Linked DNA regions of Homo sapiens: all the other regions are linked to region 1. The links are chromatin contacts, found by Hi-C or POLR2A ChIA-PET in ENCODE. All regions are on one chromosome and are shown on one strand. The core of a region is the stretch at or near the end of the contact, and the rest is flanking DNA. Distances in the headings are between cores, read along the strand shown.

Region 1 (5,023 bases), core at 2,271-4,770:
GAGAACAGTATGAGGGAACCACCCCATGACTCAAATTATCTCCCACTGGGTCCCTCCCATAACGTGTGGGAATTATAGGAGTACAATTCAAGATGAGATTTGGATGGAGACACAGCCAAACCATATTACTTGGGAAACAGGTGGATGATACTGCCATTTACTGATAGGGAAGAGCAGGCTCTGGGGAGATACCAAGAGTTTTGTTTTGCACAAGAGGAGTTTCAGATACTGTTGGAACATTCAAGTAGAGCTATCAGGTAGAAAGCAGAATGTATGCTGAGCACAGTGGCTCATGCCTGTAATCTCAGCACTTTGGGAGGCCGAGGTGGGCGGATCATGAGGTCAAGAGTTCCAGACCAGCCTGGCCAACATGGTGAAATCCCATCCCTACTAAGAATACAAAAATTAAAGGGATGTGGTGGCACGTGCCTGTAATCCCAGTTACTCAGGAGGCTGAGTCAGGAGAATCGCTTGAACCTGGGAGGCGAGGGTTGCAGGGAGCCGAGATCACACCACTTCACTCCAGCCCAGACACAGCAAGACTGCGTCTCGGAAAAAAAATAATAAAAGAAAAAGAAAAAGAAAGCAGGATGTATACATGTTTTTCATCATCCTCATCTTTAGGTTCCAGGAATACCCACATGTTTGGCTGCTTAGGCGGTGGGAAGCTCAGAAAGGGGACCAGGAGCCTCTCCTACTCCTTGTCTTGGCTAATGTATCAACTACCAAACTACCCATTAGCGCTAGTGTTTGAAACTTGTATAATCCATGGCTCTTCCTTCCCCTCCTCCCTCTTCTCTCAGGTATTCAGCCCACTGGCTTCTTCTCTTGAAATGCTAGAAACACTCACTTCACCGGTTTTCTACTTCTGTGCAACTCTCCTGGCTCAGGGCCTTGTCATCTCATTGTGGACTAGAGCCCCTGGACTTCTCGCCACCTCTCCTGTCCACCTTCCACCAGCAAGGCCTTTCTGACTGCAGGATTTTCCTCCTGGGAATCATGTCTGAGTCTGCATCAAGAGTCTTAATCCTTTGATCTTTCTTTACATTTCCAGAATTGTATCCAAAGGAACTCAGGGCCAGTGGTGGTAGCTCATGCTTGTACTCCCAGCACTTTGGGAAGCCGAGGCAGGTGGATCACCTGAGGTCAGGAGTTTGAAACCAGCCTGGCCAACACAGTGAAATCTCATCTATACTAAAAATACAAAAATTAGCTGGGCATGGTGGCACACGTTTGTAGTCCCAGCTACTTGGGAGGCTGAAGCAGGAGAATCATTTGAACTCAGGAGTTGGAGGTTGCAGTGGGCCGAGATGGCACCACTGCACTCCAGCCTGGATGACAGAGCGAGACCCTGTCTCAAACATAAATAAATAAATAAATAATTTTAAAAATAATAAAAATGCAGGCCAGGTGCGGTGGCTCACACCTGTAATCCCAGCACTTTGGGAGGCGAAGGTGGGTGGATCACCTGAGGTCACAAGTTCGAGACCAGCCTGACCAACAGGGTAAAACCCCGTCTCTACTAAAAATACAAAAAATTAGCCTGGCCTGGTGGCGAGTGCCTGTAATCCCAGCTACTTGGGAGGCTGAGGCAGGAGAATCACTTGAACCCAGGAGGTGGAGGTTGCAGTGAGTCAAGATCGCACCATTTCACTACAGCCTGGGCAACAGAGCAAGACTCTGCCTCAAAAAAAAAAAATAAAAATACAAATACAAACAAAGGAACTCAGAGGCTGGGGGCGGTGGCTCACGCCTGTAATCCCAGCACTTTGGGAGGCCAAGGCAGGTGGATCACGAGGTCAGAAGTTCGAGACCAGCCTGGCCAACATGGTGAAACCCCCGTCTCTACTCAAAAATACAAAAATTAGCTGGGCGCGGTGGCGGGCGCCTATAATCCCAGCTACTCGTGAGGCTGAGGTAGGAGAATCACTTCAACCTGGGAGGTGGAGGTTGTAGTGAGCCAAGATCGCGCCACTGCACTCTAGACTAGGTGACAGCGCAAGACTCCATCTAAAACAAAAAACAAAAAAACCCAAAGGAATTCAGAAGTCTACACAAAATGTGAAAATTCACGAGGAAGTTCATCACAGCATTAATTCTAAAAGCTGGAAGTGTCATTTCCAACCTTATCTTAATTGACACATCAGCAGCATTTGACACTGTTGATAAATTCCCCTTGAAACACTTTCCTCATTTACTTCCAGGACACCACACTCTCCTGGTTGTTCTCCTACCACCCTGGTCGCTTCTCAGTCTCCTTTGCTGGTTCCTTCTCATTCCCTGACCTGTAAACGTTACCCAGGGATCAGACCTCAGACCTTGTCCCTCTCTTGGTTCTCTCATGCAGCCTCAAGGTTTTAAAGACATCTATATGCTGACGACTCCCAAAGATTCATCTCCAGTTCAAACCTTTCCCTGAATGCCAGACTCATAAATCCATCTGTCTGCTTGACATTTCCACTTGAATGTCAAACAGACATCTCAAACTTAACATGCCTAAAACTCAGCTCCTGGTGTTCTCCCCAAAGCTTGCTCCTCCCATGGTTTCTTCCATCTCACTTAAGGCGGCTGCCTTTTCATTTGCTCAGGCCAAAAAGTGTGGAGTCATCTTTCAGTTCTCGCTCTCCCACTTCACATCTGGTCCGTCAGCAAATCTTATAGACTTGAGCTTATGTCAACCCCTGAATTCAACCACTTTTTGCCCCCTTTGCTGTCGTCGCCCTGGCATAAGTCCCTATCATAGCTCACCTGCTTGATTGCAACAGTCAGTTATCAGGTCTCCCTGCTTCTGCCCCTGCCTCCACTTCAGCTCTCCCGCACTGCAGTTCAACTCCCTCCCATGGTCCCATTTCTCTCCTCTCTTCCCCAGCCTCTTTGCTGTTCCTGGAACAGGCCTGGCCCACATGCTTCGGCTTTGTGGCCTGTGCATAAGCTGTTCCCCTACAGACATCTCCAAGCATGGCTCATCCCCTCGCCTCCTTCGGGTCTCTGCTCCAGAGTCACCTGGCCGTACTATAAAGCATTCCGCACCTGCACTTCATATTCCTCTTTCCTTTTTATGTTTCCAAAGCACTTTCGCTATCTACCCTTTTATGCATTTTAAGGATCTTGTTTATTGTTGTTTCCCTTACTAGAATGTAAATTTTAGGAGAGCAGAAATTTTCCTGTGTTTTTTTCTTTACTGCTGCACTCCCCCGTGCTTAGAGGCACATAGGTGCTCGGTAAACAGGTGGTAAATGAGTCAATAAATGAAATATTGGAGTCTTCTTATCCAGCACCGGAGGAGTAAGGAGATAGAGAAGCAACGTTTGCTCAGGGAATTCTGAGGCCAGTAGCAATTTCCGTTGCGAAGAGCAAGCGGGGTGGAGGGGGCCCTAACCCCACGTGACCACACCCCATTCCCCATTCCCCACCCCCACGCCGGAACATTGCAGACCCGGAACCACGGCTCGCGGGCCCCCAGCGCAAGGGCACTTCCGGTACCGCTCCTCTCTTGCCAGCGCAGAGAACTGCCAAGTCAGTTCCGGTCCGGCAGAGATCGCGGAGAGACGCAGAACGCAGCCCGCTCCTCCAGGGCCCTCCAGGCCCTCCGGCCCCGGGCCGGCGGGTGAACTGGGGGGCCCCGGGACAGGCCGAGCCCTCTGCCCTGCAGATAACGGAGGCCTCTGCTGTGGCTGCCCACTGGCTGTGCCCGCCCACTGGCTGTGCCCAGACCTTGAAGCCGCAGCGAACCTCTCTTTCCCACCCCACCTCGGTGACTAATGGCGGCCGTGGCGTCTCCCAGCCCGGACCCCGCCGGCACCCGGGTCTCCCGACCCAAGCCTCGACGAAACCCCCGCAGAGCCGCCGGGACGCAGCGCCTTTGGGCGGCGCTGGGCGTGGTGGGCCGGGAAGTATGGCGGCAGCTCGAACGCCGCGCGGCGGAGGCCATTAAGGCGTGGACGGCCCGGGAAGGCGGCCTAGGGACGCAAGCAGGCTCGGCCGCCTCTTTAGGCCACGGAGCCGCGCAGATCCGGTTCCCGGGTGACCACTCTGTCGCCATTGGGCGAGACCTACCTAGTCCTGACGACAACGGACAAAGGCCTTAAGGGGCCTGGAAGGTGAGCGAAGTCCCGAACGACGACGGGTGGAACGGTTAGCGGCCATCGGGCGGTTGGTCTTCATTCTACCAGACTTTGCTGTCGGAAGAGAGAAATGGTAGAATGACAGGCCACGTTTGGCCCGTTGGAAATGCCCACCACCCTCTGGGAAGATTTACTGGCCGTTTATGGAAGGCCTGTGTATATAATATGAAAAAGCTGCTCTCAACTCCACCCCAACCTTTTAATAGAAAACATTTGTCACATCTAGCCCTTCTAGATGGAAAGAGGTTGCCGACGTATGATAAAATAGAGTTAGAAAGTTACACATCTTGTAAATTCTCATTTGTTTAAAAGAAATCATAGAAAATACATGTCTTCTGGAGATGACTTTTGGAAATGGAGTTGTTAAGACGGCCTCTGGAAGCGATACGTCCACGTTTGTTAAGTGGGTTAGATGACATGGAGCTGGAAGACCTGAGAAGGAAGAGAAGAAGGTTCTATGCTAGACTGGTCATATTTAGAAGACATTTTCATATTCTATCCATTGTTTTGTGTGCATTTTATTCCTCACTACTGTGTATATAGTTGACAATGCTAAGCTTTTTTGAAATGTCTCTTCTTTTTAGATGTTCTGAAGTGCCTGATATGTTAAAATTAGAGGTAGCAAAATCACATTTTGTAAATACCTTTTTGTTACAATTCATAGGAAATATTTTTGGGGGGGAATGGCCAAATCACCTGTTGAGTAATACTCATTGTGTTTGTGCAGTGGTTCAGGGGAGGAGAGAGGAGGGGGAGGTGCAGAGAGCTCTATGCCATCCTGTTTACAGCGAGGCAAGATGAATCATTATGTCTGTGCATTTTGTTTTACTTATCTGTGTATATAGTGTACATAAAGGACAGACGAGTCCTAATTGACAACATCTAGTCTTTCTGGATGT
Region 2 (5,494 bases), core at 1,091-3,590, 790 kb before region 1:
CCTTCCCTCCGCAGGACGAGATTGAGGAGCTGCGGGCCGAGATGCTGGAGATGCGGGACGTCTATATGGAGGAGGACGTGTATCAGCTGCAGGAGCTGCGACAGCAGCTGGACCAGGCCAGCAAGACCTGCCGCATCCTGCAGTACCGGCTGCGCAAAGCCGAGCGCCGCAGTCTCCGTGCCGCCCAGACCGGCCAGGTGGACGGCGAGCTTATCCGTGGTCTGGAGCAGGATGTCAAGGTCAGCCTGGGCTCGGGTGCCCTTGTTGCTGGGATGGGACCACAAGTCTAAGTGGGGCCCAGGTTGGCCTTGCATCTCATTTCCGTGTGTCCATGGCCAAGTTCTACCACCTCTCTGGGCCTCAGTTTCCTCATCTAAGTAGGAATTCCTGGTGAACCCACAGGGCTTCTATCAAGGGTATCCCAAAATGATATCATAATATGAATCCTTCCTACTAGCAGCAGCTACTGTTTTTTTTTTTTCCTTTGAGACAGAGTTTCTCTCTTGTTGCCCAGGCTGGAATGCAATGGCGCGATCTCAGCTCACTGCAACTTCTGCCTCCCGGGATCAAGCGATTTCTCTTGCCTCAGCCTCCCAAGTAGCTGGGATTACAGGCACCTGCCACCACACCCGGCTAATTTTTGTATTTTTAGTAGAGACAGGGTTTCACCATGTTGGCCAGCCTGGTTTCGAACTCCTGACCTCAGGTGATCTGCCCACCTTGGCCTCCCAAAGTGCTGGGGTTACAGGCATGAGCCACTGCGCCTGGCTGAGAAGCTACTGTTTATTGAGTATCAACCACCACCTGGTGCTAGCCTCTAATTGTCCCCGCACAGTTCCATGGGGGTTTCTTTTTCTTCTTGTTTTTTTAGAGACAAGGTCTTGCTCTGTTGCCTAGGTATCAGGCAGTGATGTGATCATAGCTCACTGTAGCCTCCACCTCCTGGGCTACCCCCACCTCAGCTTCCTGAGTAGCTGGGACTACAGGCACACACCACCACACCTGGCTAATTTTTCTATATGTTGTAGAGATGGGGTCTCATTATGTTGCCCAGGCTGGTCTCAAACTTCTGGGCTCAAGTGATCCTCCTGCCTTGGCCTCCCAAAGTGCTGGGATTACAAGGATGAGCCACGGTGTCAGGCAGAGGTTCCTTAATTATGCTAATGAAAAGTAGTGAAGGCCTCGAGACCATCCTGGCTAATACAGTGAAACCCTGTCTCTACTGAAAACACAAAAAATTAGCCAGGTGTGGTGGCAGGCATGTGTAGTCCCAGCTACTCGGGAGGCTGAGGCAGGAGAATGGCGTGAACCCACGAGGCGGAGCTTGCAGTGAGCCAAGATCGTGTCACCACTGCACTCCAGCCTGGGCGACAGAGCGAGACTCCGTCTCAAAAAAAAAAAAACAAAGAGAAGTAGTGAAGGCCTAGAGTTGGTCAAGGCTGGTTTAAATCTTGGCTCCAATATACCTGAACTTTATTATTTTGAGCAAAGTCATCAATTTCAGTGTCCTCATCTGTAAAATGGGTTTGCAGCAATCTCTATCTCACAGGGTTATATGAGGATTAAATGAAATAATGCGGGCTGGGCACAGTGGCTCATGCCTGTAATCCCAGCACTTTGGGAGGCCGAGGCGGGCAGATCACCTGAGGTCAGGAGTTCGAGACCAGCCTGGCCAACATGGTGAAACCCCATCTCTACTAAAAATACACAAATTAGCCGAGTGTGGTGGTTCCCGCCTGTAATCCCAGCTACTCAGGGGCTGAGACAGGAGAATCGCTTGAACCCGGGAGGCGGAGGTTGCAGTGAGCTGAGATCGCGCCACTGCACTCCAGCCAGGGTGACAGAGTGAGACTCCGTCTCAAAAATAATAATAATAATAATAATAATAATAATAATAATAATAATAATGTGGGTAAAATGCCAGCATAAGGACTCAAAAATGTTAGCTATCATTATTTCCATTTTCTTGATGAAGAATCTGAGGTTCAGAGAAAAGCAATACCTGCCGAAGGTCAAGGGGCGCTCAGTGTGTTGGTGGCAGAGCCCAGGCTCATGAGCCTCCCAAGCCTCCAGCTTGGCCTCACTGCTCTCTGCTTCAGGAAGCAGGGGAAGGGTGGGTGGGAGGTTGGCAGGTGGGATGTCCCCCTGCCTGTCTTCGGAAGCTCTGGTCTGGTGGTGAGAACTCCAGGGCCCCCAGGCCCGGCCCTCTGCCCTCAGAACTCAGCCCAGTGTGATCTGGTGACACGAGGAGCTGGGATGGGGCCCTAGGGAGGCTTCCTGCAGGGGTGACTTCTGAGTGAAGGCCCAAGGGAGAAGTGGGCCTGAGCCAGGAAGGGGGAAAGAGGAAGGTGGCAGAAGATGGCTCCTGTGAGGACCCAGGGGAGCGGCAGGATGCGAGTCAGCCACACACTTACCTGGGGAGAAGTCCCTTCTGTTGGAAGACACTGGCAAACTCAAGCCCTATAGCCTTTCCAGTGGAATATAAAAGAAAAACCTTTGTTAAGGGACCAGGGAGAGCCATGGTTTCAAAGGCCAGCAGAACCAGGGGAGGTAAACAGGAGTGCCTGTTCCAGGAAGCTGCTGGCGCCCCCTGTGGTCTTGTTGGTGCACAATGGGATTGTAGTGCTGTCCTACACATGAGGCAACCAATGGTTGTGTCTCCGCCAGAGGTGGAGGCTCATGCCTGTAATCCCAGAATCCCAGCGCTTTGGGAGGCTGAAGTGGGAGGATCGCTAGAGGCCAATAGTTGGAAATCAGGCTGGGCAACATAGCAAGACCCTATCTCTACAAAAAAATAAAAAAAATTAGCAGAGGCTGGGGGTGGTGGCTCACACCTGTAATCCTAGCACTTTGGCAGGCCGAGGCGGATGGATCACCTGAGGTCAGGAGTTCGAGACCAGCCTGGCCAACATGGTGAAACCCCGGCTCTACTAAAAATACAAAATGAGCCGGGTGTGGTGGTACACGCCTGTACTCCCAGCTACTCAGGAGGCTGAGGCAGATGAATCGCTTGAACCTGGGAGGCCGAGGTTGCAGTGAGCTCACACCATTGCAGTCCAGCCTGGGTGACAGAGTGAAACTCTGTCTCAAAAAAAAAAAAAAAAAAAAAAAAAATTAGCTGGGCGTGGTGGCAAGTGCCTATAGTCCCAGCTATATGGGAGGCCAAGGCCAGAGGATTGCTTGAGTCCAGGAGTTAAAGGTTTCAGTGAGCTATGATTGCAGCACTGCACTCCAGCCTGGGCGACAGAGCGACAAGGTCTCTCTCTAAAAGAAAAAAAAGAATGAGTTAGTTTCCAAGTTCAAAGCGTACCTCTACTTGACAGGGCAGCTCCCGGGCATATTCAGATTCCAATCACTGGGTTGGGAGGGGTGGGGGGTGGTGGGGGAAGGCAGTAGGGAGGAGATGGGGAGGGGGAGGGAATAGCTGGAGAAGCTCAGAGGAATCTGCGTTTGGGCATATAGTGGAGGATTTCTGGGAGGGACACAAAAAAATGTCAGACTTCAGAAAGATGAGGAAGAGGCGGAGGAGAGGCTGGGACCTGGAGCTAGCTGCCGGCTGCGGCGCCTCCGTGGGTGGAGCTAGAGCAGCGGCGGCGGCGGCGGGGAGGCGGGTGTGGGGAGCGGGTGTGTGGCTCTCCGGAGTCTGGGCGGAGAGGAGGGGCCGTTTCTGTTGGGGTTTGAATTAGCCAATCAGCATCCCTCTTGCCCTTCCCTCCCTCCTCTCCCCACGCTGCAGCTGGAGCGCTGAGCTCATCTGCGGGCCTGGGGCCTGAGCTGGATGGACACCTCTGGCCACCACCCTGAGCCCCATGTGCTGGGGTCGTTCTGGGGGGTTTTGGGAAGTTATCAGAATGCTGCTTTCCCTGGCATCGTCTTGGAGGGCTTGATGGACCCGAGTGGGGAGGGGGCGGGCGCTGCCTAGGAGGGTACCTCTGGGACTTCCCCAACTTGCTCTGCCAGCTCCGTGGTCCATGCCCTGACTTGCCCCTACCGCTTGGTGCCTCATTTTCCCCTTCTGTTAAATGTGGCTTTTGACCAGCTGAATCCTCAGGGCTTTTGAGCTCCTGTGGTTTTATGGAGCAGAGGGGTATTGGTGGGGTGGGGTGGGGGGTCATGAATAAAACCACAGGCCTCAGTGCCCCCCCCCAACCCCCAGCTCTCCCTCTCTGCTGGTCCTCACCGTTGACAGGACCTACAGAACCTCGGTGGGGCCTTTGCCCAGCATGAGGAGGGCAAGGTCACGGGGCGGAGAGCTGCTGTGCCACGTTTGCTGTGTGGCCTTGGGTAAGTTCCTTCACATCTCTGAGCTTGTTTCCTCATGGAAAATGGAGATAAAATGAGTCCCTCCCTCTAGAGGTTTTTGTGAGGATAAAATGAAATAATTCAAGTGAAGAGAGTATTAAATACTAGGTCTGGAAATAAACATGTATTGGTTGTGGTTTTCTTTTTCTTTTTTTTTTTAAGGCAGGGTCTCACTCTGTCACCCAGGCTGGAGTGCAGTGGTGTGATCTCAGCAACCTCTGCCTCCTGGGTTCCAGCAATTCTCCTACCTCAGCCTCCCAAGTAGCTGGGATTACAGGCATGCGCCACCATGTCCAGCTAATTTTCGTATTTTTAGTAGAGATGGGGTTTCTCTGTGTTGGCCAGGCTGGTCTCTAACTCCTGACCTCAGGTGATCTACCCACGTCGGCCTCCCAAAGTGCTGGGATTACAGGTGTGAGCCACCATGCCTGGTCTGGTTGTGGTTTTCTTATTGCTGAGAAGAACTCACACAGCAAGTATAAGTTCTTCTGAGCAATACATCAGTAGGACTACTAGTAGTAGTAGGCTAGTAGGACTGGTTGGTAGTAGTAGTAGACTAGTAGTCTGGGGGCGAGGGTAGGCCAGGATCTCAGCCTCCCAGGGTGGATAAAAATCACCAGGAGGGCTTGTTCACAACATACATTCCCAGGACCCGTGAGGAGCTGAGACCGGATACAAGGAGGTCAGGTCCAGGGAATCTGGGATCTAAACTCTGGTCTAAAGTGACTCCTGTGGGAAGCCAAGGACACACCAGGAGCACGCCCCCTTCCTCAGATACAGATGTTGCTGGAGAAAATGTTCTGGCTTTGGGTTTCATTCCTAGGTGACCTGTGCAGGTTACCTCCCTTCTTTGAGCCTCACTTTCCTCATCTGTAGAGTGGGGGTGACATTCCTACCCTCCTGGGGTTTGTAGGAGGATTCAGCCACACGGAGTCCAGAATGCTGCCTGGCCAGGGGATGCTCTTCCTTTTTTCTTTTTTTTTTTTTTTTTGAGATGAAGTCTTGCTCTGTCACCCAGGCTGGAGTACAGTAGCGTGATCGCTGCTCACTGCAACTTCCACCTCCCGGGTTCAAGCAATTCTCCTGCCTCAGCCTTCCGAGTAGCTGGGATTACAGGCATGCCACCATACCCAGCTAATTTTTGTATTTTTTTAGTAGAGACGGGGTTTCACCGTGTTGACCGGTCTGGTCT
Region 3 (5,574 bases), core at 2,792-5,291, 550 kb before region 1:
CAGTGTAACTCAATCAGTGGGGTCCCCTCCTGTGAGTGACACCTCATGAAATGAACAGTACCTGTTGTAAAACTATCAGCTACACATACCATGAACAAGGCAAAAGAGGTCATAAACCCTTCCTTCGTGAGCTCCCACGTGCCACCATATTCTTCCTCATCAATCTGTAGGTAATTGCTGAAGTAGAGGTACAGGACTCCTGCATTGATCAGGCAGAATCTGGAGCAACAGAGAACAAGTACCAAACATAAATTGAAAGCTTAGAAGACTCAGAACTCGGGGCCGGGTGTGGTGGCTCACACCTGTAATCCCAGCACTTTGGGAGGCTGAGGTGGGCGGATCACTTGCGGTCAGGAGTTCAAGACCAGCCTAGCCAACATGGTGAAACCCCATCTCCACTAAAAATACAAAAACTAGCAGGGCATTGTGGTGGGCGCCTGTAATCCCAGCTGCTCAGGAGGTGGAGGCAGGAGAACTGCTTGAACCCAGAGGCGGAGAGGTTGCAGTGAGCCGAAATTGTTCCACTGCACTACAGCCTGGGCAACAGCGAAACTCTATATATAGTGTGTGTGTGTGTGTGTGTGTGTGTGTGTGTGTGTGCGTGTGTGCGTGTGTGCGTGTGTGCGTGTGTGTGTGTGTGTGTGTGTGTGTGTGTGTGTGTGTAATATAGTTCTCCAAAGCCCCTTGAAGTAACAGAATGGCTGATAAGCCATCCCAAGCGGGACCTGACATGGGCCTCCAGGTAGCTCCAGCTAGGGTGTGGCTATGGGAGAAAAACATGTGAAGCTGCTGCTTCGTAGCCTAGTTGAGCAAGCAACAGTATACCCCCTGTATAACTCCCAGTGGGAGACCATTTCTGGATATCCACTGTCTGTTATTGCTACGGGATGCAAACGTAAAGATGACTGTTCCTGCCCTCAGCTCACCATCAATTAGGGGGCTAGGAACAGCAATGAGCCGGGCATGGTGGCTCATGCCTATAATCCCAGCACTTTGGGAGGCCAAGACAGGCGGATCACCTGAGGTCAGGAATTCAAGACCAACCTGGCCAACATGGCGAAACCCCGTCGCTACTAAAAATACAAAAAATAAGCCGGGCATGGGGGCAGACACCTGTAGTCCCAGCTACTTGGGAGTCTGAGGCAGAAGAATTGCTTGAACCTGAGAGGTAGAGGTTGCAGTGAGCCGAGATCACGCCAGTACACGCCTGCCTGGGCGACAGAGAAAGACTCTGTCTTTAAAAAAAAAAAAAAAAAAAAAAAAGAATGAGACCGATGCCAGACCTGCTGACTCATGCCTATAATACCAACACTTTGAGAGGCCAAGAAAGGAGGATCACTTGAGCCCAGGAGTTCAAGACCAGCCTGGGAAATGTAGAGAAACCTTGTCTCTACAAAATTTTTAAAAATTAGCCAGGTGTGGTGGCTCACACCTGTAGTTCCAGCTACTTAGGAGGCTGAGGCAGGAAAATCATTTGAGTCCAGGAGGTCGAGGCTGCAGTCAGCTGTGATGGTGCCAGTGTGCTCCCACCTGGGCAACAAAGTGCGGCCCTATCTCAAAAAAACAAAATGGAGGGACCTGAAATAACTTCTACCAAAGCCAAGGTTTAGGACATTAAGCACTGTGCCAGGAACAAGGGAAATGGTCGTCAAATACAGAAGTTCCTACTTCCCAAACTCGCACAGGTACAAAGGTCACAGCAGAACTAGAGTGCATGCCACGAACAAGTAGTCATAGCCTCTTGCATGAGGTCACTTTAGACCCATGAATGAATGGACTGGCCCAGCCTTCAGGAAGGCAGGAAGGTAACCTGCCTGACCTGAGATGCTCCTGAGGAGTGGTGCACCAGACCCAGGAGTGCCACTGTAGGGCTGCTTCTTTGCTTTAGTCATCACACACACACACAGCTCCAGAGCAGCAATGGCCTTTCCTGTAACAGGAAAAAAAGCCTCTATTTAAAAAGAAATGATACCATGAAAATATAAGATACCCAAGACTTACCCTGCTATTCCCAAGAACCCTCGTAATGGCAAAACTCCCCAAATGACACCCAGGACCACAGCAATGATCTGTCGGAACCAGTAGATCACATCTAAAAATTCATCCTGTAGAAAAGACAGAAAATGCAAGAATTATCTGGAGTGGGTGCCACAAGACAGCAAAAGGGGAGAATATTAAACCTTTCTGCTAAACATATCCAGGAAATTTGTTTCCCCCCAAAGGCAACAGTATGTGCTTCCTGTTTCACCTCTTACTTATACTAAAATGTGGTAGAAATGATACATTTAGGGGCTGGGCGTGGTGGCTGAAGCCTGTAATCCCAGCACTTTGGGAGGCCGAGGCGGGTGGATCACCTGATGTCAGGAGTTCAAGACCAGCCCGGCCAACATGGTGAAACCCTGTCTCTACTAAAAATACAAAAAATTAGCCGGGTGTTGTGGCGGGCGCCTTTAATCCCAGCTACTTGGGAGGCTGAGGCAAGAGAATTGCTTGAACCTGGGAGGTGGAGGTTGCAGGGCAACAAGAGTGAAACTCCGTCTCAAAAAAAAAAAAAAAAAAAGATACATTTAGACATCATTAAGCGATCACTTCCAGAATCTGTGCTCTAAATCAAAATTCTAGAGGTGCATATATAATATGGCCTGTAATGAAATGACTGTGATAATAATTGTGCTACTGGCCGCACATACGGATTAGAACCATAAATGCTGGAGGCAGGTGCCACTATATTTAAGTTTAATGGAAGAACACAGACGACTCAGGTTTCTGATCTGCCCTAGATTCCAGAAACCAGTCCTTATACAAGAAAAGAAAGAAATGACACAGCAGATTAGAGACTGCAGGTTTTGCAAGAGCTGGGCAGGGCTGGGGGCAGAACAAGGGCACCTTCAGGAAGTGCCTCCCATCCCCCTTTACAGGAACTTCAGGAAGGAAAATCCACTTCGGCAGCCCAGAAAACCAAGAAATGACTGCAAATATAATACGCTTTTCAAGCTACCTGGAATCAAGCTGTTTGTGATGGCCCCTTCCAGATCATGGAGCAGAGTTACGAAGCATCCTCCGAATGGGACGAGTAAGAACGTTCTGAAGTCCCAACCAATTCTCGCACATATCTGGTGGCGTTTCTCCACCCCCACACCTCACACTCACCCAGCGGGTGGTCTCAGTCTCCCCTCTTGACTCATGCTTATCAAAGTATTCGGTCCTTTACATTCAACAAGCAACAGCAGCTCAAGATTAGCGAGCCTCACTATGTGCAAAAGGCTTTAATGTACCACAGTACCCCACTTCAGAGTTATTCTGAGTTAAACGAGATTCCGCTTGCAGAGCACCTGGCACGTAGAAAGCATTCTCAGCAGAAGTCTGTTACTGTTAATGTTTGTGCTACTTAATTCGAAAGAAACAAGTAACCTACTCAAAACCCTACTGCACATAAAAGGCGGAGGCCGAATCGAATTCAGCTCCCTTTCCCAGTTCAGGCACAAACCCTGCCCGCGAATGACAACGCCTCTCCCCGCTCCTCGCCAATTCCGCATAACTAGGGGGCTTCATCCTTAGGCCACCCTTCGGGGAGCTCCAAGCCCAGCTGTCCGCCCAGTGCCCGCCAAGTTTGCTCTGACACCCTTGGGCCACCCGCCCCACTGCCCTACTCGATTGTGCCGGAACGAGGACGAGGGCAGGCCCGCGCCAGTCTTCCGTTCCCCGAGTCCCAGCCGACTCCTCGCACCCGCGCCCTGTTCAGACTCCACCGTACCTTATCCTCCCAGGCCGCGTCGCTCCGCAGCACCTTACTCCAGACGGAGACTTTGAGGGCCCCGTTGGCCAGCTGCGGCTGAGGCGGCTCCTCCTTCCGCCGCCCGCCGCTCATCCTCCCGTCGCGCCGCCCGGGCCGGGCCTGGGGCGCGCGGGCTGAGCCAAAGGGAGTCGGGGTCTAGGGTCGCAGGTCACGGCGCGGGGCGGCTGCAGGCTCAGCGGCCCGGTCCTGCGGCGCGCTGCGGTTCCTCACAACCTGGCCAAGCTACCCGGTTCCGCCGGCTCTACAGAGCAGGCGCCGCGAAGGGAGGGGCGGTGCAGTGTCGCGCGCCCTCCCGCCGACGTGCTCACGCAGCCAATCGGCGACCGCGAAGCCATCCGAGTGAAACAGCGACCGGCGCCTTGGCGCAAGCGCGCTACTCGTGGCGGAAATGACGTCAGCATCCGCCGGGCTCGCGGTAAGGTGTGAGGGGAGGGACAATCTTGGTAGAACGGTGACATGGGCGCCAGGAGGCGCTGTGGAGACCGAGGAGGTAGGGGAAAACCGAGGCTGGACGTCAGCGTCGCCCAGTCGGCCACAGCTGCCCCTCGAGCAGCGAGTGGGGCAGGAGCGGCTCTACCTTTCCTTGCGACCTACTCGCCTGCTGAGCCCAGACCTTGCTCCAGGGTAGCTCCAAGCTGCCCCACAGGATTTAGCCCGCTTATTTTCTCCCCTAACCCTGCAAGTTCTGTAGGGCCTTGTTGAAGATGTTAACTCTTCTGTAATAACTAACCATTTCATCTTGCCCAGCACCCTCTTTTGGCACACGAGAGCCCTGAGACCCCAAAAGAGGAAATGAGATTCTGAGGCCGTATAGCAAGGTGGACCCAACCGGGGACTCCTGGGCGGCAAATACAAGGATTGGGTTAGGTATCAGGATATCTGAGTGTTCACATACAGCGTCCTCACCATGTGCTGCGTCAGTGGTTCACAAAGTGAGCTTCCGGATCAGCAGCGGCCGTATCGCCTGGGAACTGGGTAGAGGCGCAGGTTCTCGGCCCCCATTCCACGCCTACTGACTCAGAACCCCTGGGGATGGGGCTCCTTCCGGTGGCCCTCCAGGTGGTGCCAGGCTCACTGTGCTGGTAAGTCCAGAGACCAAGGCACATCCCTTCTGGACAGTGGATTTTTTTTTTTTTTTTTTTTTGAGACGGCACGGTCTCTGCTCACTGCAACCTCCACCTCCCGGGTTCAAGCGATTCTCGTGCCTCAGCCTCCCACGTAGCTGGGATCACAGGCGCCCACTACCACGCTCCACTAGTTTTTTTTGTATTTTAGTAGAGACGGGGGTTTCACTATGTTGCCCAGGCTGGTCTCGAACTCCTGAGCTCAGGCAATCCGCCCATCTTGGCCTCCCAAAGTGCTAGGATTACAGGCGTGAGCCACCTCACCCGGCCTCTGGACAGTGGATTTATAAAGACAAGTAATGTATCTGGTACCTGGGTGTGTCTGACTCCAGAATCTGTGCTCTTAACCGTTAAACTTTAAAGCTGAGAGTATCTTTTTTTTTTTTAAACAGGTCAGAGTATCTTTTGCATACCTATCAACATTCACCTGTAATTCTTCACTTTTCAGGAGTAATAGAACCTCCCTAGGGAGGCCAGGCGCAGTGGCTCACTCCCATAATCCCAGCACTTTGGAAGGCCGAGGTCGGTGGATCACTTGAGGTCAGGAGTTCGAGACCAGCCTGGCCAACATGGTTGAAAGCCCGTCTCTACTAAAAATGCAAAAAAAATTAGCCGGGCGTGGTGGTGGGGACCTGTAATCCCAGCTTCTCAGGA
Region 4 (5,221 bases), core at 1,565-4,064, 600 kb after region 1:
AGTCTGCCACAGTGGTACAGAAATGAACAAGACCTACCTTCCTACTTTTGCTAAGGATCAGACAGGGAAGACAGCACCCTTACTAAAGACCAACAGCCACCTGTGAACCTGGAGTGGAAAGTGACAGAAGAGTGAGATAAATTATGTATTTGATCCTCTCTCATCCAAAATACTACAAAAGGAGTATTTAAATAAAGTTTAAAAGAGAAGCAACACTACCACCTAAACTTGGAATAGAGGCATAAATGCTACAAGGACTAAGATGCAGAATGGTATTAAATAGAATTTGTCACTTAAAGCAAAAACAGAAAAATACTTGAGGACACAAACATTTTATTTACTGAGAAAGAAACTACAGTATAGACATTTGTGTACAGACATAATTTGTTTCTTACTCCTGAAAAAAACAAATTAGCATGCAGCTCCTTATTTAAATCTCATGTGGGGCCTCTCTGTTGCTCTCTTCCAACCTCTGGCCTCTCCCACTCAGTCTCCTTTGCTGCCTTTTCTCATCTCCCCAGTATCTAAAGTTTGGAAACCTCAAGGCTTCAGACCTCTTCTCCATCTCCATTAATTTCCAAGGTAATCTCATCCAGTGTTTTGTTTTGTTTTTGAGACAGGATCTGGCTCTGTTACCCAGGCTGTAGTGCACTGGCATGATCTCAGCTCACTGCAACCTCTGCCTCCCCGGTTCAGGCAATTCTCATGTCTCAGCCTCCTGAGTAGCTGGGATTACAAGCATGTGCCACCACGACCAGCTAATTTTTTTGTATTTTTAGTAGAGACAGAGTTTCACCAAGGTGGGAGGATCTCTTGAGGCCAGGAGTTCAAGACCAGCCTGGGCAACACAGGGAGATTCCCATCTCTATTAAAAAAAAAAAAATTGCTGGCTGTGTGGCATTCACCTGTAGTCCCAGCTACTTGGGAAGTTAAGGTGGGAGGGCTGCTTGAGCCAAGGAGTTCGAGGCTGCAGTGAGCTGTGATCACGCCACTGCACTCCAGCCTGGGACAAGATGCTCAAATAAATAAATAAATAAAATACTATCACCTCTCCACATAACACTAGTACTTTTATTTACCTTACCATGCTTTTTCTGTCCCTATCTAATTATTATGTAATATACTTACCAAAATGCAAATTCCACAAGTGCAAAAGCATTGTTTTATCGAATGCTGTATTCCCAGCTCCTACCTAAAACACAGCCTGGTTTATAACAAGTGCCCATTATTACTGACTATTATAGGACATTAGGTAACATGATCCATATTATCACCAATGGTCTTGCAAAATGCTAACAGCTCTATTACCTATATAAAAAGCAAAAAAACAGGCTGGGTGTGGTGGCTCACAACTGTAATCCCAGCACTTTGGGAGGCTGAGTTGGGCAGATCATTTGAGGCCAGGAGTTCGAGACCAGCTTGGCCAACATGGCAAAACCCCATCTCTCCTAGAAATACAAAAATTAGCCAGGCACGGTGGCGGGCGCCTGTAATCCCAGCTACTCAGGAGGCTGAGGCGGGAGAATCGCCTGAACCTGGGAGACAGGATGTTCCAGTGAACCCAGATCGCACCACTGCACTCCAGCCTGGGTGACTGAGACCAGGTCTCAAAAAAAAAAAAAAAAGTGGGGGGAGGCATATAACTTATAGCTTGGTCAGTGGCAGAGCAATGACTGAACCCCAATCTGATTCCAAATTCTACACTCTCTCCATTACATTAGCTGTTAAAGCATGAACATTACATTAGTTAAAGCATGGACTACGAACTCACAGCTCTGTGAGGGGCACTTCTTAAATAGTGAGCGATAATGACACCTATGTCTGCAGCTTTCTGATCGAAAAGGAGCAAAGAAAGATAGAAGAACTAAAGGAACAGAGGGCGTACCAGTAGCCTTGGTTTTGTTGTGACCTCTATAAATCTGGGACCAGTTCTCCTTTCTAAGCCTTCGCGGTAAAATACTGATCACAAGCCTAGCCTCCAATAACTCCCAGGGCCAAAGTAAAGATCAATTCAACAGACGTTGATTAAACCCAAAGGCAATCTAGTCAAGTCATCAAATGCCCTGGGGACAGTTTCCCAGCTCCATCCACTTATTAGTTGTGGGACTCCTGGCAAATTACTTTTTCTATGAATACCTCAGTTTCTTCATGGGTAAAACGTGAAGCTATAGAAAGAACTCACCCCATAGGATTGTTGGGAAGATTAAATAGGCCTTTGGCTGAGCGCGGTGGCTCACGCCTGTAATCCCAGCACTTTGGGAGGCCGAAGCGGGCGGATCACCTGAGGTCGGGAGTTCGAGATCAGCCTGACCAACATGGAGAAACCCCGTCTCTACTAAAAACATAAAATTAGCCGGGTGTGGTGGCGCATGCCTGCAATCCCAGCTACTTGGGAGGCTGAGGCAGGAGAATCGCTTGAACCCGGGAGGCGGAGGTTGAGGTGAGCCGAGATCGCGCCATTGCACTCCAGCCTGGGCAACAAGCGCGAAACTCCGTCTCTAAATAAATAAATAAATGGGCCCTTATGTGTAATGCATTCAGTAGCACCTGACAATTTGTGATCATTCCGTACAGTAAGCCATGACTATTATCATCACGTGCTAGGCCCTGGGATCTAGAGATGAAAAAGGCAAGGCATAACATCTAACGAACGAGCTTACGGTGTCAACGAGGGGCCGGGAAAGTAACTCGGTGCACAGCGAGTGCAAAAACCGAGAAGCGAATGCAGCTGCGCCTGGAGAAGGCGGCTGAGAAGCGATACTTCAGCAGGGTCCTGAAGAATGGGAGCTCCAGAGTCGGGTGGCGGGTGGGACTGGGCTTTCGGATAGATTACGTGCAAATCCGCCAGGACACAGGGAGCGAGGGGCGGGGGGGCGGCAGAGCGCGGCGCCTCACCCTCCCAGCCTGGGATTGCGGCTACTGGACACGAGGGTCGGGAAGCTCTCCTTCGGCGCCGACTGGAGCTTAGCGTGCTGGCGGCAGCAAGAAGCTGAGGCAAGCGGGCCCCGGGCCCTAACGACGCGTCCCAGCCCCTCTCTGGGCCTCGGGTTCCTCCCGGGTAACAAGAGGCCGCTGCCCGAACGGGATTCCCTCAGGCGCCCTAGACGGGCGGGTCTCCGGGCCTCGGACGGTTAACCCGAGCACCTCCCACCTGCCCCTGAGGCCCCACCTCACCACGCTCGGCTCCCGCAGACGCCCGGCTAGTTGCTCCGCGATTGAGCTGCGGCAGCCGCTGCTAAGGCCCTGCGGGGGACGGGGGCGGAGCCCACCCCGAGGCAGAGGGCCAGGCCCCGCCCCCCCAAACTCCCGCCCTTTGGGAGGGGCCCGCCCCTCCAAGTCCTGCACCTATAGGCAGACTGAGCCGGCGCAGGGCCTCCCGCCATGTTGGGTATTGGCAGCCGACTTACTAGAGAGGCCCTGAAGGAAAGGGGGTATTATTTTAAGAATTATAAGATCCCTAGCCAGAAATGGGGACGGTCAGGGTCTCTGGATTCGCGAAAGGGACATTTCGGAAGCAGAAAAGAAAAATTGCCCTCAATCATTTCGCTTTTGGCTTCAGTGTTACATACAGCGCATGTGCAAGGTCACCTGGTTCTAGGTGCGCCTGCGCACAGCTCCACCTACAAACCAGACTACAATTACAACTGCCGAGAAACAAAGGGGCTCGCTGCCACTGGTTAGCGATAATACTGGCAGCGCGACCGGTTTCTGAGGGTTGTTCACCTTGCTGCTCAGACGCTCCGAGAAGCTTCAGGCAGCATAACACTTACAGGCGAGTTACTTACTCAACACTCGGTTTTGTCTGCATGTCTCTGCACAGAGTGTTACCTTTACCTGACTTAATCCGTCCCGGAGCTGCAGTTCTGCTTAAGCCTGACTTCTAGAGAACTTTTTCTTCCCAATAGGACCCATGCGTTATTCCTGTAGCATTTTGTGTATAAATTTTTTTTTTTTTTTTTGAAATGGAGTCTTGCTCTGTCGCCAGGCTGGAGTGCATTGGCACGATCTCGGCTCACTGCAACCTCTGCCTCCCAGGTTCAAGTAATTCTCCTGCCTCAGCCTCCCGAGTAGCTGGGACTACAGGCGCCCGCCACCACGCCCGGCTAATTTTTGTATTTTTAGTAGAGACAGGATTTCACCATGTTGGCCAGGATGGTCTCGATCTCTCTTGACCTCGTGATCCTCCCGCCTCGGCCTCCCAAAGGGCTGGGATTACAGGCGTGAGCCACCGCGCCCGGCCTTGTGTATAAATTGTTAATGCACTTTCTTAGAGTTGTAAACTCCATTTACCTGCCTCACTCTTGCACTCAGTGGTTCTCAATTTTTAGTAGGAATTAAAAACAAAACTGGTAAATGCAGACTCTTGGTTTCCACCCCCAGAGAATCCCTAAACCGGGGGTGGAGTCCAGGAATCTGCATTTTAGAAAGTACCCAGGGTGATTCTGATAATTGGGAACACGTTTTAGGAAGCGCTGCATGAGATTGTGAGCTTGAGCGTAGAGACTGTAATTTGGTCATCTGACTATAGCGCTCAGCACAAGGCCTGGTACAAAATAGGTGCTCAATAAGTGCTGAGTGAATGGGTGAATGAGTGGATAGCTCGAGTGAAACAGCAAGGCTTCAGGTTAATCCACAGCCAAAGGTAACCTGAGAAAGGAACGCTTAAAAGCTATATTTTATCTTTCTCCTGTAAGAACACAAAAAAGATCTTAATAGCTAATTTGAGAAATAGAGAAAGTGGAGAGTAAAAGGGGAAGGAAGGACACGGATTCTGAAAGGCAAACTATCTAGAGAGGGGAAAAGGAACATCTCCAGGCACTAGACAGAGAAAACGATGCAAAGAAGCAGTGGTGTGGGATTCCATCCTAGGGAAATAATCCCACAACAGGCATTGTGCTTGAATGTTCACTGCAACAATATTTGAAATACAAATGAAACAATCTAAATATTATGCACATCAAGCTCTTTTCTGCCTCAGGGCGTTTGCATACACTATGCCAGCTACCTAGACCACTTTTCCCCCAGCTCTTGGCCTAGCTGGTACCTTCCTGTCCTTCAGGTCCCAGCTTAAATGATACTTCCTCAACTAGGTCTTCCCTGACCATGCTATCTAAAGTAATACCCTATACTTTCTAGGATAGTCTTCTGTTTCTTTTCTTTTTGAGACGGGGTCTTGCTTTGTCGCCCAGGCTGGAGTGCAGCGGCGCAATCTCGGCTCACT

The links. Hi-C counts contacts between places; a loop is a spot of excess contacts on that map. ChIA-PET counts read pairs that join two places held with the same protein, here RNA polymerase II (POLR2A). Pooled maps may share reads with other maps.
Region 2: a pooled map shows a loop between it and region 1 (5-fold over the local background). The contact joins the enhancer-like site here to the promoter of NORAD in region 1. A Hi-C loop is called at or near these places in 1 of 37 single-sample maps with no recorded cell type and 6 of 50 pooled maps. POLR2A ChIA-PET finds 5 or more read pairs at or near these places in 2 of 52 experiments (B cell and GM10248).
Region 3: a loop to region 1 is called in a pooled map, with 29 times the contacts of the local background. The contact joins the promoter of RAB5IF here to the promoter of NORAD in region 1. A Hi-C loop is called at or near these places in 3 of 37 single-sample maps with no recorded cell type and 6 of 50 pooled maps. POLR2A ChIA-PET finds 5 or more read pairs at or near these places in 3 of 52 experiments (HEK293, RWPE1 and activated CD4-positive, alpha-beta T cell).
Region 4: a loop to region 1 is called in a pooled map, with 10 times the contacts of the local background. The contact joins the promoter of CEP250 here to the promoter of NORAD in region 1. A Hi-C loop is called at or near these places in 1 of 168 maps with a recorded cell type or tissue (B cell) and 6 of 50 pooled maps. POLR2A ChIA-PET finds 5 or more read pairs at or near these places in 2 of 52 experiments (Caco-2 and activated CD4-positive, alpha-beta T cell).

What each region holds. Positions count from the first base shown.
Region 1 is chr20:36,049,457-36,054,479 of GRCh38, reverse strand. It overlaps NORAD (non-coding RNA activated by DNA damage), which reads left to right and starts at 3,520. Exons shown (of 1, transcript NR_027451.1): 1 at 3,520-5,023. RefSeq lists enhancers at 98-277, 3,272-3,843, 3,324-4,523 and a silencer at 3,575-3,784.
Region 2 is chr20:36,833,962-36,839,455 of GRCh38, reverse strand. MTCL2 (microtubule crosslinking factor 2) reads left to right here. Exons shown (of 15, transcript NM_080627.4): 2 at 15-239. Among named protein-coding and RNA genes, the nearest start is that of MTCL2, 27 kb to the left of the region's middle. RefSeq lists a silencer at 3,464-3,753 and an enhancer at 3,984-4,043. Within about 2 kb of position 2,340, at least 24 of the 41 ENCODE cell types and tissues checked have a DNase peak (open chromatin) inside an H3K27ac peak, as active enhancers do; they include B cell, where a contact is called at or near this core.
Region 3 is chr20:36,604,246-36,609,819 of GRCh38, reverse strand. RAB5IF (RAB5 interacting factor) reads right to left here and starts at 4,041. Exons shown (of 4, transcript NM_018840.5): 1 at 3,755-4,041; 2 at 2,002-2,105; 3 at 90-219. The coding sequence starts at 3,868. It overlaps TGIF2-RAB5IF (TGIF2-RAB5IF readthrough), which reads right to left. Exons shown (of 5, transcript NM_001199535.2): 3 at 2,002-2,105; 4 at 90-219. RefSeq lists enhancers at 1,697-2,896, 4,248-4,387, 5,118-5,167 and silencers at 3,738-4,047, 4,727-5,126.
Region 4 is chr20:35,453,191-35,458,411 of GRCh38, reverse strand. CEP250 (centrosomal protein 250) reads right to left here and starts at 2,814. Exons shown (of 35, transcript NM_007186.6): 1 at 2,661-2,814; 2 at 38-108. MIR1289-1 (microRNA 1289-1) reads left to right here and starts at 4,315; the gene lies at 4,315-4,458. It also overlaps a transcript of GDF5 not described here. RefSeq lists a silencer at 3,020-3,399 and enhancers at 3,420-3,569, 3,830-3,879.